Linked DNA regions of Mus musculus: region 2 is linked to region 1. Evidence: chromatin contacts called from ENCODE Hi-C data. All regions are on one chromosome and are shown on one strand. Each heading gives the region's core, a stretch centred on a gene start or an enhancer-like site at or near the end of the contact. The rest is flanking DNA. Distances are from core to core; before and after follow the strand shown. Region 1 overlaps Hcls1 (hematopoietic cell specific Lyn substrate 1). Region 2 holds the start of Fbxo40 (F-box protein 40).

What was found. Hi-C counts contacts between places; a loop is a spot of excess contacts on that map.
Region 2: a map of gastrocnemius shows a loop between it and region 1 (12-fold over the local background). The contact joins the promoter of Fbxo40 here to the enhancer-like site in region 1. A Hi-C loop is called at or near these places in 7 of 37 maps with a recorded cell type or tissue (gastrocnemius and heart).

The regions. Positions count from the first base shown.
Region 1 is chr16:36,943,724-36,946,708 of GRCm38, forward strand. Hcls1 (hematopoietic cell specific Lyn substrate 1) reads left to right here. Exons shown (of 14, transcript NM_008225.2): 4 at 2,871-2,985. Among named protein-coding and RNA genes, the nearest start is that of Hcls1, 10 kb to the left of the region's middle. Within about 2 kb of position 1,585, at least 1 of the 3 ENCODE cell types and tissues checked has a DNase peak (open chromatin) inside an H3K27ac peak, as active enhancers do; it is gastrocnemius, where a contact is called at or near this core.
Region 2 is chr16:36,989,093-36,992,077 of GRCm38, forward strand. Fbxo40 (F-box protein 40) reads right to left here and starts at 1,375. Exons shown (of 4, transcript NM_001358217.1): 1 at 1,012-1,375.

The DNA.
Region 1 (2,985 bases), core at 335-2,834:
CCCACTGACTTAGCAGATTTCTTTGACCTTCTGTATGGTTGACTTTTGGACTCTGTTCTGCTTCCTTAAGCAATGTTTGCCCTGACAGCACACTACCACAGTGCTGTTATTATAGCTGTGTGCTAAGTCATTGAAATGGAATAGGCCTCCAACTGCGTGTTCCTTCAAAAGCTTTTCCTACTATCCCAGGATTCTATAATTTCATACATTTAGAATTAGCTAGTCAGCTTCTCGGGAAAAAAAAATGCCTCTTGAGAGTTTGACTGGGGGTCCACTGGAGTTGTTAGACCATTTAGAGGGATAGGAAACATGTTGGTAGTATTGAGTTCTCCAATCTATGAACCCGTGGCATTCCTCTACTTATTTAGATCATCTTTGAGTTAGTTTTTCAGAAGTATTATTCAGTGTTCAAGTCTTAAATCATATTTCATTAAATTTGTCCTAAAGCATTTCATGTTATGTTATGACTATGATTTACTTTTAATTTCTGGTCTTCAAATGTCTGCAGCTGGCAGATAGAAATGCAATCGACTTTGATAATGGCGACTCTGTATCCTGAAAGCTTAGTGGTTCCAGTAGCTTCTTTGTGGATAATGTAGGATTTTCTAAACATATGACCATATTGTTGGTGAATAAAGTTTTTATTGTCAGAACTGCTCCGCTTTATGCCTTTATTGCTCCTGTTTCACATTGGAAGCTCTGAATTTTGCTAGATTCGCTTGCTCCGTCAATACAAGCCATGTGAAAAACGTGAAGCAGAGACACTGTGTCAAAAGTCTCCTAGGTATGACACTTGCCACTCTGAAAGCTTCCCTGTATCCCTTCCATCTGTCCACTGTCTCCATGTGTGAGATCTTCTGTGTCCTTGGAGCCTAGCAACACTTCACACTCAAAAGCTGTTTAATTGATATTTATCAAATAAAAAGATTATATATTAAGAGCCATTTGGGATGGATTCAGCTATATGGTAAAGGAATTTATAAGAAGTTGGATTTTCAGTTGGGTGTGGCTACAGATACCTATAAGAAGCTATCCTGGGTGGAAGAGACTGCTTCTCAAAACAAAACAAAACAACCACAAAAACAAAGTAAAATATTTTGTACTTTTTTTTTTTTTGGTCCACAACCTTTTCATTTAAAAACTGTCATCTGTTGGTACAGTCCCCTGATTGGCCATAATTCTGTTGGTACAGTCCCCTGATTGGCACACTGTAATTCAGTAGGTGGATTTGCATATTTGCTCAGTTGAATATGTTTGTCCCAGGCCCTTCTTTCCTCACTTGGATTCTTCAGTTGGGGACCTCACACAGCCATTCAGAAGCTCCGGGCGCCCGCCCGCCCCGCCCCGCCCCGTCCTTTTCAGACCCTGGCAGCCCCAAGGCTGTTGAGCTGACACTGACTCTTTGCTTCCCAGTTACCCGTGGGGTCAGGTGAGGCATGGGAACACAGGGTGCAGCCAGCACTGGGATCCGGTTCATCTGATTCCTCTCCAGCTCTCTAAAATTAACCACGGCTAAAGCTGAAAGGCTTTTTAAAAGCCTTCAGTGAGATTATCCCACTAGACCAGCAGATGGGTCTAATCTTCCATGAAAGGAGAAGGCCTCTCCTGTGACACGGCCACTTTGCCTGGAACCAGTTTCTGCTGGGCCTGAGCTAGGGGAGTCCCAAGGAGAGTAACGACCCCAGACCCTTGCTAATTGCAGAAAGCTGGATCTCTAAAATTGAGAGTTCTCTCCTCTAGATAACGCTATGCGGTCCCAGGAGTCCTTGCAAGGTTTCCCAATTTGTGAACCTTTGTTGTCTGTCATTTGTTGGTACAACTGCCGAGCTGTCAACTCATGTCTTCAGGATGTCTACCCTCTTAGGTCTTGCAGCCTCCATGGTAGTAAGGTGGTAACAAAAGACCTGCCTTCAACCAATTAGGCGGTCTGTCTCAAGAATCATAAAGATGTGCAAATAACTTCCAGCCTACACATTCCTGTCCTAAGAGTCTGCCCCCCCCCCCAAATAACTTTAAATACGGCAAAGCTTAATGTCTAATGATTAAAATATTACAGATAATAGAAAACCAACTAATCTGTATGCCCAGGTGCTTAAAGTAAGCAAGAGGAGTGGGTGTCCTTTGCTGCCTCCAGCGTCGTGTGCTCTCAGAGGCAGAATCCCAGTCTCAGTTATAGGAACTTGAAGCTCTTCTAACAGATAATGATGAGTGGGCTTTGTGGCTTTGTTTCTGTTTGTTATTCCCAGAAATTATCAGGCTTACGTTGGAGAATGTTAATGCTTGATAATAAATAAATAAATAAATAAATAAATAAATAAATACACAAATACTAGTAAATTTACCCCAAACTACATTTCTTTAAGCATCAGTCTTAATGACTGTCATTACATTATTGAAAGGCAGCATTTCAATTTTCTAAGCTATTTTCCAAGTCCTGGGCATACAGATTAGTTGGTTTTCTATTATCTGTAATATTTTAATCATTAGACATTAAGCTTTGCCGTATTTAAAGTTATTTGGGGGGGCAGACTCTTAGGACAGGAATGTGTAGGCTGGAAGTTATTTGCACATCTTTATGATTCTTGAGACAGACCGCCTAATTGGTTGAAGGCAGGTCTTTTGTTAGCATAGAGGGCTCATTGGTTCTGTGACACACAGGTTATGTTAGTGAGAAAAGACAACAGACAACAGGATGTTAGCTTCTCGAGAGCGTAAATCAGGCTACATTGCTTATACCAACCTTTTACTCTAAGCCTGTCAACTGATACATTCAGGGACTCAGAGTTTTCTACAAAAGATTTCCATTTTCTGAGAAGCAGTCTGTCGATCTCCCTGACTGTGGAGAGTCTTAGGTGTGTGGTTCCTTGCAGCATCCACCAGCTGAGGAACAAAGTGTCAGAGGAGCACGACATCCTCAAGAAGAAGGAGCTGGAATCGGGGCCTAAGGCATCCCATGGCTATGGCGGTCGGTTTGGAGTGGAGAGA
Region 2 (2,985 bases), core at 125-2,624, 45 kb after region 1:
AATAAACAGGGCCCATTACTGTTGCTAACGTTTTTCATGCACATAACAATATATAGCAGAGGTTCTTAACTGGTGGAGTGTGGGGGGTCACATAAAGGATATTCTGCATATCAGGTATTTACATTATGGTTCACAACAGTAGCAAAATTACAGTTACAAAGTAGCAATGAAATAATTTTATGGGGGGGGGGGGTCACCACAACATGAGGAACTGTGTTAAAGGGTCACAGCATTAGGAAGGCTGAGATGCAGATATTCCAGGAGCTAGGAGTAGTCCATCTGCCTCTTAAGCTTTTAAAACCATGAATATCTTTCATCACTTCACTTCTGCTGCTCTGGGTGTACTCGCCTCAAGCTGGTCACAGTTTTGAGTTCGGGTGCCTAAGTCTGTGTATGATTTTCAGTTTTCACTTTCATGGCTGCTTCCCCCCGCCCCCCCCCCACACACCCCCAAGAGAAATGGGCGGGAAGGAATTGCCCTGAAGCAGTTTTGTTAGGCAAAACTGAGTTTCAGGTTGCAGGCAGAGTTTGAGCAGCCAGTGCTGTTGAAGTACCGCTGTGGTACATTAGACCGCGATGTGGCTCAGTAGATGGAATTTAAGCCTTGTGACCATGACTTGCAATTAAAGCCACAGAGGTGGTTGGAGAACAGCATTGCAGCGTTTGGACTAACCCTGGGTGTCTACTTTTTCCCTTACCACACACTGCCCTCCCCTGTCACCACTGTGTGACTAAGGTAGCACTGAATCGCTCTGGTTGACTGTAGTAGAAAACCTAAACCGGCAGAAGGCTGCTGACATTGCAAACTGCTGTAGGATTTAAAATCCAAAACACCTTACACATGGCCAGGGCTTTCCATTACCAACCTTTCCCCCATCACCCACATGTAACAAAGTTTAATAACCTACCTTCCACGGTACAAAGGAAATGCACAGTAAGCCTCGGTCCGGTCCACCCATTTATCATCTAAATAACCTGGGTCACACCTGCCGGTGTTTGAAAAAATCTTACCTAAACGGTACAAGCTGGCTCAGCATCCGCAGCTACCAGCCCTTTGCCGTTGATCAAGCAGGTCTGGAGGAGGTGGGTGCCGGTGCTTCCGCTGCAGCAGAGCACCCAAGTTCTGTTGGAAAGGCAAGCGAAAGGGAGAAAACGCCAACTGACATAGTTCAAGCGTTTCAAAGTTAAAAATAAAACTATATCACAGGGCAATGTGACCGGGCTCAGCTTACGACCTCTTTCGTCTCTGTAGGTTATCAACACTCAATGTCTAAGTGCTGGAGGGGCAGAGGAGAGCCCATGGGAAAGTAGCGCTTAGAGCAACCCCGGACTTTGTTTCACAGAGGAGGGAGGAAAGCCTTTGCAAGAAGGGTCAGAGCAAGGCCAACACAGCCTGAGTCCTGTGTGTGCCGTGGGCAGGTCCAGCTGTGTCCAGGAGCTGGGGGAGAAGCAGCTGGCCTCTTGCTCTAATTATAACCCTGTGTTCCACCCAAGCCCCTCACTGGCTGAAGTAGCAAGTTGTGCAAGGGACACAGTTCCATGCTTCTGCTTCTCCCGTTTCTTCTCAGGACAGGTTAGCATCTGCTTTCCTCTGGCCCTGGCCTTTCCCAGGTGGCAGAGAAAGGGAGAGTTTGTCATTCAGAAACAGTCAGTTAGCAAGTCCAAGGAACAGAAGTAGAAGTGGTAGGAGGCTTGGCTATCATTTAGTACAAGTTCCTTTTTACATGTGAAAAGACACAGGATCAGGGAAGGTGAACTATTACATCCATCACCACAAGGCTCAGAGCTAGAAGAAAGACTTCTCAAAGTCTGGGATTCTTCGTCGGATCCTTTTCAAGATAGTTCTTTCAACCTCTTCTTTGAAAAAAAAAATAACGTGAATATTATCTAGTGCATCAAACTGCTCAGTGTGGCTCCCTTTTGAATGTGGGTGGATCTTCAGAGTAAAGAGATGAGTTTATATGTTCTGCTGTGATGAGCAAGCCGTCTCTGAAATTCCCTCCACCCCGTTCTCTCATGCACATTTGTTTATGTGGGCAAGCTCATCTGGGTGAAAAGCCAGACAATAGAAATGATAACATTGTATCCATCTTGTGTTGCAGCACTTCACTGTCTTTGTAACAAAGTTTTCTTGCAGATTCCTTAGGTTGTAGATGATGTCTCAGTCACTTCCTTTCCAGACTGGCTGCCTTTTCTTTTCTTCCTTCCCCCTGTGCCTGGCCTGGAATGTCCTGCACTGTGTTGAACAGGGGCAGCAACAGGGGCTGTCCTGACTTGTCCTGGACAGCCCCTCCTTCATTGGTAAGTTGATAAGTCACCTGTGGAGTTTTTAGTGAATGAATACAAGTACCCTGTGAATCTCTCAGGCAGCTTTTGGCAGGTGGAGGCAGGGAATTAGTAGTTAGTGTCTAGTTTAGTGTCTGTTCTCATCATGAAAGGCTGCGGACTTTTACCAGATGGTCTCTCTGTAGCTCTTGTATTGCATTGATTGGTGTTTCTGTATTGAACCAAACTTCCATTTTTGGCTAAGCCTCATTTGGTCTGGTGCATAGCTTTGTTACTATTGCCATGATGGAACACCATGACCAAAAGCAACTTGGAGAGGAAAGGGTTTATTTCTTATTTATTCAAATGAGAGTTTCTTCCTTGATTGTTTCTCCATGTGTGATGCTGGGGTCTGAACCCAGGCCCTGGCCCTCAGCGGCCAAGAACTGCATTACCATCCCCAGCTTGTCCTCAATTGATTTTCATTTCTAAGTGGAGGAGCAAGTGATGGTTTGTTTAAACTTTGCTGTCTATGAGGAAGGAGGGCTGGCTATCTGATGTGGCATCCATTTAGTTAATCCTGTTATGCTTTAGCATGTGCTTGGAAAGAGTGTGTGTGTGTGTGTGTGTGTGTGTGAGTGTGTGTGTGTGTGTGTGTGTGTGTGTGATATTTTAACTCTTTGAGAATTCGTACGGTGTATTTTGATCACATTTGCTCTT